Linked DNA regions of Homo sapiens: regions 1 and 2 are each linked to region 3. A link is a contact called in ENCODE Hi-C or POLR2A ChIA-PET data. All regions are on one chromosome and are shown on one strand. Each heading gives the region's core, a stretch centred on a gene start or an enhancer-like site at or near the end of the contact. The rest is flanking DNA. Distances are from core to core; before and after follow the strand shown.

Region 1 (3,459 bases), core at 62-2,561, 140 kb before region 3:
GCAGGGCACTCTTCAAGTTCACAGTACCATCGCCGTCACCAAAGCAGATTTTAGGGTCACGGTCAGGGAAGCTCTCATAGTAGAAGGAGTCTGGTGTGGGGACGCCAGTACCATAGAGGCAGTGCAGCTGCACGCCAGGTGGCATCGTGGCTTCCACCAGCCCTTCTGTGTCCTGCCGCATGAGCCAGCCATCTTCAAAGCCGATGTCCTGGAAGAACTTGCGGTAGTCCCGCAGTGTGTAGTTGATTGTGGGTGTCTGCACGAACACCTTCTCAGGTGACCATGTGTAGTTGTAGGGCAGCAGCCAGCTGGTGGAGACAGCTGACCGCTGCTGCTCCCGGATCTTCAGGGGCCCGATGACTGGGATCCGGTTGTTGTCTCCTGCAGGGAGAAGGCTCTGGTCAGTCTGTGCTTAGGAATGCCAGCTGGTTGGGCAGCATGTTCACCACCAGGCCCCTGCCAGACCCCAGCCAGGGGCCCAGTCCACAGTCCCGCATCTCTACCCGGTTATCATCATTGTAATCACTGTGACTCCCATCCCTGCCTTGGCTCTTTTTTTTTCTTTTTGAGACAGGGTCTCACTCTGTTGCCCAGGCTGGAGTATAATGGCATGATCACGGCTCACAGCAGCCTCAACCTCTCAGGCTCAACCAATCCTCCCGCCTCAGCCTTTGGAGTAGCTGGGACTACAGGTATGCGCCACCATGCCTCATGCCTGGCAAATTTTTCCTTTTTTTTTTTTTTGAAGTAGGGTCTCATTCTGTCACCCAGGCTGGAGTGCAGTGGTACAGTCTTGGCTCACTACAACCTCCACCTCCTGGGTTCAAGTGATCCTCCTATGTCAGCCTCCTGCATAGCTGGAACTACAAGCACGTCCCACCACGCCTGGGCTAAAAATGTTTCCACTTTTTATACAGATGGGGTCTTGCTATGTTGCCCAGTTTGCTTGCCTTGGCTTTTATTGTTTCTCTTTATTTTTGCTACATCTGGGAACCACACATCCAAGCTATGTTTTGTTTTTTTTGCTTTCCTCACCAGGGAGTAAGGCGGCACATACCCACAGGGTGATTTATGATGCTTCCTTGCCTGTAAACTCTACCATCCTCCAAGTGCTGATCAGGCCTGTGGGCACTGACCTAGTCTAAAGTGAGTCAGCAGGTTGGCAACTCGGAGATGACATGTTCTGCTTTCCCTTTTATGACACTGAACTGTGTACCAGTTTTTCTTTTCCTAAGCTCAGACCAGCGTTCAGCCAGCCGTGGCCTCATTCCACCCACTTGCATGTGCGCTGACCTGGGCAGCCAGGCGTGCTGGAGACAGGGCACGAGGGGAGGCTGCAGATGGAGGCGGAGTCCCTATACACAGGAATGTGAACAACACAAACACCCGGCAGTCAGGGAGGCCTCCAGGAAGTAAAAGCTGCAACTTGGGAACAGGGGCCTCTGGCCTGTTCAGGATCCATGGTCACCCATCACCCCACCCTGTATCTGAAAGCAGGGAGGCCTCTCAGACTGACTGTAGGGCCTCAGCTCTGCCTGCTGTGGCCTGGCTGGGGGACCCCTGAGGCAAGGAAAGCCCCTAGGGGTGCACGGACTTCCACCTCCCCGCACCACACACCCAGTCCTGGACTGCCAAGGCAGGACAGAACAGCTTCCCAGCCTTTGAAACAAAGCTCTAAGGGGACTCACAGAGAAACTCTGAAAGGGGCCGGGGCTACCTGTCTAAACTCAGGGTATGCCCACATCCGTCCCTCCAGGCCCAGGCTAGACCGAAGTGGTGGCTATAATGAGTCCTCACTAAATCTGAGTGTCTTCCAGCCAACTCAGAGTCACTGGGCCTGACCCAATCACAATGCCAGTAGACCAAGCAGGTCAAGCAGTGGCAGGCACTTGAGCTCATGAGATGCTTGGCACAGCCCTGGCTCATAGCTCCCAAAGTGAGGGTCCATAAGCCTCCCCCAAGTCCTAGCAGAGGGAGGAAAGCTCCCTTCTAGAGGAAGAAGCTCTACTCTACAGCTGCAGCTGGTGAGCTGCAACAGTCATGAAAAGACGGGGGAGGAGCCATAAAAGGGGTGGCTTTCCCAATTGCCAGGCAAGCAGGCCCAGCCAGATCTGCACCTGCTTCCTCCCTGTGTTGCCTACAGAGGCTCCGTGCTGCCCACAGATGGAGGCGCAACTCATAAATAAAAAACTGTAGTCTAGAGGCCAGGTGCAGTGGCTCATCCTTGTAATCCCAGAACTTTGGGAGGTCAAGGTGGGCAGATCATTTGAGGTCAGGAGTTCAAGACCAGCCTGACCAAAATGGTGAAACCCCATCTCTACTAAAAATACAAAAAAATCTGGCCGGGTGCGGTGGTTCATGCTTGTAATCCCAGCACTTTGGGAGGCTGAGGCAGGCAGATCCTCCTGACTTGAGGTCAGGAGTTAGAGACTAGCCCGGCCAACATAGTGAAACCCAGTCTCTACTAAAAATACAAAAATTAGCCGGGTGTGGTGGTACGCGCCTGTAGTCCCAGTTACCCGGGAGGCTGAGGCAGGAGAATCACTTGAACCTGGAAGGTGGAGGTTGCATGAACCAAAATCACGCTACTGCACTCCAACCTGGATGGCAGAGTGAGAAAGACCCTGCCTCCAAAAAAAAAAAAAAAATGCTCTAGCCTTCCTCCTCTGCGGTGAAGGTGGGGATGAAGAAGTAAGGATGGGGTAAGAGGGAGGGATGGCCAGGCACAGTGGCTCACACTTGTAATCCCAGCACTTTGGGAGGCCGAAGCGAGTGGAACATCTGAGGTCAGGAGTTCAAGACCAGCCTGGCCAACATGATGAAACCTCATCTCTACTAAAACACAAAACTTAGCCAGGCATGGTGGCGGGCACCTGTAATCCCAGCTACTCAGGAGGCTGAGGCAGAATCGCTTGAACCCGGGAGGCAGAGGTTGCAGTGAGACAAGATTGCACCACTGCATTCCAGTCTGGGTGACAGAACCAGACTCTGTCTCAAAAAATAAAAATTAAAAAAAAAACAGGGCTGACCCAAGAGAATAGTCATTGTGGAGACCAAAGCAACTCCATTTTGGATACTAATCCACCATGTTGGCTTCTGATTAACCCCAGATCCAGGAAGGCCACTGAGATTTCCACTTTATCTACTGTTTCTTGTGCACGTACTTAACCATAAATCAAAACAGCCTCTGTGTTATCATCCTTCAATGTTCAACACATCGCATCGGAGTCGCCCTTTCCCTACAGAATATAAGCTCTGGGTCTGGGGGCTAATAGTGTGGGGATCCACCATCTTGTCTTGCCCCCACCTGAGACACAGATGTGGCTTCTATTCGTATGTCCCTATTAAATGCTTTTCTCTGAGAAACTAGATTTGTCAGCCTCTTTCTTCTTTGGACTTTTAGGGGTAGATTTGCATAGACCCCACACACCGTGGGACAGACACGAGGCATGCTGGCCC
Region 2 (3,740 bases), core at 168-2,667, 250 kb before region 3:
CGCCTTCTTCCCCGCCAACCTGGACTTCCTGTGCCTGCAGGAGGTGTTTGACAAGCGAGCAGCCACCAAATTGAAAGAGCAGCTGCACGGCTACTTCGAGTACATCCTGTACGACGTCGGGGTCTACGGCTGCCAGGGCTGCTGCAGCTTCAAGTGTCTCAACAGCGGCCTCCTCTTTGCCAGCCGCTACCCCATCATGGACGTGGCCTATCACTGTTACCCCAACAAGTGTAACGACGATGCCCTGGCCTCTAAGGGAGCTCTGTTTCTCAAGGTAGGAGACCTCGGCCCAGCCTGAGGACCACGTGCCAGCTGGTCCTAGAGCCATGTAGGCAGGGGGGCTGCAGCGGGGAGTCCTCATCGTCATGGGGGCTGGAGTGGGAGGTTGGAGTGGGAGGCAGACGCGGTCTTTCCTGGAGCCAAACAGCAGGGCCCTGGCTCGGGGACAGGGTCAAGACCAATGCAGGGATGAGCACCGAGGCTCTGGGCTCAGACAGACCCATCTGGGTGATCTGGGCCCGTTCCTCAGATCTCTGAGCCACCATTTCCCCAACTGTAAAGTGGAGAGAGGGTGGGAGTGGAACAGAGCAGTAAGGCCTGGGAAGGGTTCCGAGCTGGCGCAAGAGTGGCGGTGGTAGCCGTGGAGATGGTGGCAGTGATAAAGTGAGGAAGAACAGGAGGTAGGGGCCCTGTCGGTTCATAACGAGGCAGAGAGACCAGCCCAGACCAAGCGCATCAGGCAAGCAGACGGGACCCTCAGGTCTCCAGGCCGTGACACCGCCTGGCTCACTGAGGCCACTAGCTTCCCTGGCCTGGACACCCCTCCCTCCTGGCTGTCGTGCAGCTGCCCTGCCAGGCTGTCTGCCCACCAGCCATGGTTTCGCTTCCATAGTCACTAATTAAAGTGAATCATAATTATTTCTGCTAATTTGGATTCGATTGGAGGAGTTTTTAGGCTGTGGTAATTTGGTCATTACACATTATCTTCTACTGCGCCTGAGATGCTCAGAGTGTCGACTTTTGTTCTCTATCCAAAAGCCGCTCATGGTGCTTCCACGGTTTTCTGAAGTGTCATTTGGCCAGTGGATGCAGCACAGGGCTTTCTGCCCTGAGAGGCAGCAGCTGTTTCAGATGTGGGTTCTGTCCCTTTAGGGTGAGACATGAAAAAGTGGTGGCTTTGCAGGGAGGGCTGCGGTTCAGAGGCCTGCCTAGGGCAGGTTTCCTCACTTCCCAGTTCGCCTTCAGAAGCAACCACACTCCGCCTGCCCAGGGAAACACTGGTGCGCAACCTGGCGCCTGCCATGAGTGGCAGAGCTTGTCTTCAAGCCCTATGGGAGCCAGGGCAGGCAGCAAGGGCCCTGGCCCCCACTTCTGGTTCGTCCATGGCTCTTGTGTGGCTCTGCCAGGCCCAGAGTTTGGGTCCTCTGCTCTTCATTCACAGCAAGGGATGCTGAAATTGAAGCAACTCCTGACAGATAGATCCAACCTTCCCATTTTGGCATATGGTCCGTTGGTGTTCTGTTCCCTGGATATATTTTTGTCTCGACAGCTAGAGTGACTTTCTGGGGAGGAAGGGGATGTGTTGCCAGGTCCAGGGTGGGAGGATGTGCCCCTTACTCCCACCCCTCACTCCCACCCTACTACAGGTGGCTCAGAGGCCGGGCCCTCCCCCGCCCCCTACCCCAGCCCACTTCTGCACAGATCAATCCACACATCCTGTCCCCACCTCCCTCCTCTGTGGGGCACCCTCACTGTTCCCACTGAGCTCAACAGTGTCTGCCTGGGACAGCCCCTCCTCCCAGGTTCTGTCCTGAAAGTTCTTTTCATCTTCCTCTACCTCCTGGGTCTCAAACTGTAACCTGATCTATGACATTCAAAAATTTTTTGTATTGACCAATTTTTTTTTTTTTTTTTTGAGACGGAGTTTCACTCTTGTTGTCCAGGCTGGAGTGCAGTGGCACGATCTCGGCTCACCACAACCTCTGCCTCCCGGGTTCAAGCAATTCTCCTGCCATGGCCTCCCAAGTAGCTGGGATTACAGACATGCACCACCACGCCTGGCTAATTTTTTATTTTTAGTAGAGACGGAGTTTCACCGTGTTGGTCAGGGTGATCTCAAACTCCCGACCTCAGGTGATCTGCCCACCTCGGCCTCCCAAAGTGCTGGAATTACAGGCGTGAGCCACCATACCCAGCCTTGACCAATATGTTAAAATCAAGATATTTCACAGAAAACCCGGTTTGCAGGTTCTCTCAGCAGCCCCAGGCCTGCCACATTCCGTACCCCACGCGGCTGCAGTGAGCTGGAGCCGTGGTTGGCTGCCCCGCAGTGGGGTTTCCCAGCAACCATCATGACACCTGCCTGGGAGTGAGACTCTGCAGCTTCCATTTCTGCCCTTTCTGAGGCCCCTCTGCTTTGTCCTGGCCCAGACCTCTCCCCCCAGCCCTACATCTGGCTGCCTCCAGGACACATCCCCATTCACTCGCAAACCAGACTCAGCCTCTGCCCCGGGCTGCTCCTCTTCTGTGTTCTGCCATCCTGAAGCCAGAAGGACCACCTTGGCTGCTCTGTCCTGTGCCCGACCCATCCATTCCAGGCCCCTAGCTCACTTTCCAGATGGCCCTGGGTGCACCCCACATCTCCAGCTCCCTTGGCCCAGGCCCCCTCCTCTGCATCAGCCCTGCTGTGGTTTCAGCCACCCTCCTCGTCTGAGGCCAGGTGTGACTCCTCTTATGCCCTCCACTGCCTCAGGAAGTCTGAACGTCACCTTGTACCACCTCCCGCCCCCCTGCCCCCGCCACCCTTAGCTCCAGCTCTGCCCCAGCCACAACCCCGATGAGGGGCTCCTGTACCCCTGGCCCCTGCTTGTCTTGGTCCCACACTGGGTGTGGCCACACCACCTCATGGAGCTCCCTCAGCGGCCAGCCACACAATCCTCTCTTCCCTTCATGGGCTCCTCTGCCCTCGTGCCCAGGGTCTTGTCTGTCCATCAGACAGAGCACCAGGACAGCAGAGCTGTGGTGTGCCCAGCACACGCGGATCCCAGCGCGGAGAAGTGAAGTACGTGGGGCTGCCTTGGGGACAGGCCCAGCCGGAGAGGGGCCGGGACGCTGGAGGGACTCGCTGCAGAAATCAGCGGTCCCCTCCTTCCCGGAAGGCCCTCATGGTTTCCCGTATGGGACTTCAGAGCCTTCAGGGAAATGTGGCTCTGTGAAGGAAGGGACTGGAATCCCTTTTTCCTCACCTACAATAGAGCCTTATTCTGGACACCTCTTCCGTTGACAGTCTTTGCCCGCCAGGACTCAAAGGCACAGCCTTTCGTGTGATTGCTTGTTTTTGCAAGAGAAACACAAGGCTCTGCGGCTCCCAAGGCCACGAGCCAGGAATCAATGAGGCCCAGCAAATAATCAAGTGGATCTTGGTGAGATCACACGGCAGATGAGGAGGGAGAAGCGGGGCGGGAGGGAGCAGGACCTCGTCACTCCTCCGGCCAGTGGGTTCTTGTCGTGCAGGGCCCAGTCTGAGGCCTCCCTGCGAGTGTCCAACCCTGTCCGGGACACAGCGCGGGGCAGGTGACACCAAGTGTTGGATGAGTGAGAGGCTGACGCCTTAAGACCAACAAACAGGCGGCCGGGGAGAAACCGCAAAGACACCAGCCCCTCAGAAAGCAGCGCAGAGCAGCGCACAGCAGCGCACGACAAACAGATCCGACTGGAAGCTGCCTCTTAGACCATGTGAG
Region 3 (3,412 bases), core at 69-2,568:
GATTCTCAAGCCTCAGCCTCCCAAGTAGCTGGAATTACAGGTGCCTGCCATGACACTCGGCTAATTTTTGTTATTTTTAGTAGAGACAGGGTTTTGCCATGTTGTCCAGGCTGGTCTCAAACTCCTGACCCCAAGCAATCTACCCTCCTTGGCCTCCCAAAGTGCCAGGATTACAAGCATGAGCCACCACACCCGGACTTTTTTTTTTTTTTTTGAGACTAGGTCTCGCTCTGTCACCCAGGCTGGAGTGCAGTGGTGCACTCATAGCTCACTGCTGCCTCAAACTTCTGGGTCAAGTGATCCTCCCACCTCAACCTTTCAAGTAGCCGAGACCACAGGTGCATGCCACCACTCCCAGCAATTTTTTTTTTTTTTTTTTGTAGAGACAGGGTCTCGTTTTGTTGCCCAGCCTAATCTTGAACTCCTGGGCTCAGGCAATCCAACTGCCCCAGCCTCCCAAAGTGCTGGGATTACAGTTCAACAATGTTCTTCAGAAATGTTTCTTTATTTCACTTTGCCATTTTTGGGGAGCTAACTTTGTGCTGTTCATTTTTCAACCACATATACCTATTCTGTCTACACTGGAAACAACATGATTCAACTTATTCATTTAACAAAAAAATTTTTTAGCAACTACTATGTAAGCAGGCATGTTCTGAATACTAAAAACACCATGGTAAACAAAACAAAATCCCCTCCTCATGGAGCTTACATTCTAGTAAAATATGTCAGGTAGTGATATTTGCTGTAAGAGAAAATAAAACGGGAAAAAATATAGAGGAGGCAAAGATGTTAATTTAATAGGAAAGTCTGGAAAGCCTTCTCTAATACTTGAGGAAATAGCAGAAGAATATTAATGTAACTGAGCTATACAGAAATTTAGGGGCATAATGCAGGCAGAGGATAATAGTAAGTGCAAAGACCTGAGGTACAGCATTGTTGAAGTGTACTGTATGAGAAAAAACAAGGCCAGTGGGACTTGAACTGAGTAAGGAGGCAGAATAATGAGAGCTACGGGTGGTCAGGGAGAGGCTAGTCAAGTAAGGCCTTACGAGATGGGAAACCACTGGAGCATTCTAAACAGAAAAGTATCATCATTTGATATATATGAACTGATATAAATTTAGGAGGCTACTGTAATCATCCAGGTGAGAAAAGATGGAATACAGGACCTAAGTGGTAGTGAGCTGTAAAAGCAGAAGCAGCATTAAGAAGTCAGATTTTGGATTAAAGTAGTGCTGACGGAACTTGTTGACTGGATGTGAAAGAACAGTCAAGGGTGACACCAAGGTTTAAAGCCTTGAACTATTATTAAAAACACAGTATTGGTCGGGCGCAGTGGCTCACACCTTTAATCCCAGCACTTTGAGAGGCCGAGGCGGGTGGATCACGAGATCAGGAGATCACGACCATGCTGGCTAACACGGTGAAACCCCATCTCTACTGAAAATACAAAAAATTAGCCGGGCGTGGTGGCAGGCGCCTGTGGTCCCAGCTGCTCGGGAGGCTGAGGTGGGAGAATGGCGTGAACCCAGGAGGCAGAGCTTGCAGTGAGCCAAGATCGCGCCATTGCACTCCAGCCTGGGCAACAGAGCGAGGCTGTCTCAAAAAACAACAACAACAATACAGTATTTCTGAAATTTTCTGAATTTCTGAAAGAACAGCAATTACTGAAATAAAGAAAGTGAGACAGACTTGAGATAAGAAACCAAAACTTCTACTTTGTACATATTAAATATGAGAGTCCAGTAAGCTTTCCAAGTGGAAATGTCAAATAGATATTTGTGCATAAGAACACAAGCTAGCTATGTAAATGTGGGAATCATTAACGTATATATGAAATTTAAAGCCATAAGACCAAAAGATCACTAAGAAATTAGTACAAATAGAGAAGAAAGTAGGCAACTGAGGCACAAGGAACTCCAAAGTTTAGGATTAGGGAGAAAAAGAAGAATGAGTTAAGAGGTTAGAAGAGACATCAGTGAAATGGAACAATAACCAAAAGAATGCAGCATCCCAGAAGCCAAGTGAAGAAGGTGCTCATTCATTCACCAACTATTAATGATGTGATTAATATTTTATAGAAACTGTTATAGATGGTAGGTACATAAAAAGTAAATAACACACATATGGTCCCCCGCCCTCATTAAGCAGTCAGTCTCAGGAGAGACTGACAAAAACACAAATTAAAAATGGTAAGTGCTACTAAGTGGTAGAAGAGAGAATCAGACAAGGAACTTGTTTTACAGAGATTACAGAGATGGCCTTTTTGAGAGGGTAGCATGTAAGCTAAAACCTGAAAGATAAATAGGAACCAGCAAGCAAAGAAAGAGAGTCAGCGGGGCTGGGGAGAGAAGGTGATAGTTGCAACACAGGAGAATAGGCATAAACAGTCTGAGTCAAATAACGCCTTGGTTTCTTTAAGAAACGCCCAAGATGGCTAGAGTTAACAACTGAAAGGGTAGAGCTAGAAGAAGCCAAGACATAGAAGAACTGTAGTAAGGGCTTTGGATTTTATTCAAAGAATAATGGAAACCATGTAAGAGTTTTAAAAAGGGGAATGACATGATTTCTATTATATATGAGAACAACTTCAACTGCTGTATCTCCAGTACCTACCAAGTAAGTCCCTGACATTTATTAGGTCTATAATAAATCATTTGTTCAAGTTGTTGGGGCCGGACATGGTGGCTCACACCTGTAATCCCAGAACTTTGGGAGGCCGAGGCAGGCAAATGGCTTGAGTTCAGGAGTTCGAGACCAGCCTGGACGATGTGGCAAAAACCCATTTCTACAAAAATAAAAATACAAAAAGTAGCCAGGCATGGTGGCACATGCCTGTACTGTAGTCCCAGCTACCTGAGAGGCTGAGGCAGGAGGGTCGTTTGAGCCTGAGATTCGGAGGTTGCTGTAAGCCAAGATAGCGCCATTGCACTCCATCCTCGGTGACAGAGCAAGACCCTGTCTAAATAAATAAATAAGGTTGTTGGAATTGCTTCCCTTAGAGAATCTATGTTACTCCTGAGTAAGGAGGCAGAATAATGAGAGCTAGGGGTGCTCAGGGAGAGGCTAGTCAAGTAAGGCCTTGCGAGATGGGAAACCAATGGAGCATTCTAAACAGAAAAGTATCACCATTTGATATATATGATCTGATATAAATTTAGGAGCAAAATCCTCAATTAGGAATTTTTGAACCATGTTTCTTGGCAATGCTATCAGCCTGTTGAATTATGATGGTAGCTAAAACTTTCTAAAACTTAGCTCACAATGTCACCTATCTAAATGGTACTCAAGTGGACAGAAGTAAAACAAGCCTCTGAACACTCAAAATATACAGCATAAAAGCTCATGTGTTTAACTCACAGAAATTTTCCTTGGCCCCTTGTTCAGATCCTCTCTACTCAATTTTAGA

Evidence for each region. A loop is a pair of places that touch in the nucleus more often than their neighbours do. ChIA-PET counts read pairs that join two places held with the same protein, here RNA polymerase II (POLR2A). Pooled maps may share reads with other maps.
Region 1: a pooled map shows a loop between it and region 3 (2.0-fold over the local background). The contact joins two enhancer-like sites. A Hi-C loop is called at or near these places in 1 of 50 pooled maps. POLR2A ChIA-PET finds 5 or more read pairs at or near these places in 5 of 52 experiments (CD4-positive, alpha-beta T cell, GM12878, H1 and 2 more).
Region 2: a loop to region 3 is called in a pooled map, with 2.7 times the contacts of the local background. The contact joins two enhancer-like sites. A Hi-C loop is called at or near these places in 1 of 50 pooled maps. POLR2A ChIA-PET finds 5 or more read pairs at or near these places in 3 of 52 experiments (OCI-LY7, activated CD4-positive, alpha-beta T cell and naive thymus-derived CD4-positive, alpha-beta T cell).

Annotation. Positions count from the first base shown.
Region 1 is chr16:68,256,068-68,259,526 of GRCh38, reverse strand. PLA2G15 (phospholipase A2 group XV) reads right to left here. Exons shown (of 6, transcript NM_012320.4): 6 at 1-381. Among named protein-coding and RNA genes, the nearest start is that of SLC7A6, 6.7 kb to the left of the region's middle. Within about 2 kb of position 1,311, at least 20 of the 41 ENCODE cell types and tissues checked have a DNase peak (open chromatin) inside an H3K27ac peak, as active enhancers do.
Region 2 is chr16:68,367,393-68,371,132 of GRCh38, reverse strand. It overlaps SMPD3 (sphingomyelin phosphodiesterase 3), which reads left to right. Exons shown (of 9, transcript NM_018667.4): 3 at 1-274. Among named protein-coding and RNA genes, the nearest start is that of PRMT7, 58 kb to the right of the region's middle. RefSeq lists enhancers at 1,258-1,447, 2,412-2,611, 3,038-3,590, 3,591-3,740. Within about 2 kb of position 1,417, at least 2 of the 41 ENCODE cell types and tissues checked have a DNase peak (open chromatin) inside an H3K27ac peak, as active enhancers do.
Region 3 is chr16:68,117,082-68,120,493 of GRCh38, reverse strand. The region is part of intron 1 of NFATC3 (nuclear factor of activated T cells 3); the gene reads right to left. Among named protein-coding and RNA genes, the nearest start is that of NFATC3, 33 kb to the right of the region's middle. RefSeq lists a silencer at 1,293-1,422. Within about 2 kb of position 1,318, at least 2 of the 41 ENCODE cell types and tissues checked have a DNase peak (open chromatin) inside an H3K27ac peak, as active enhancers do.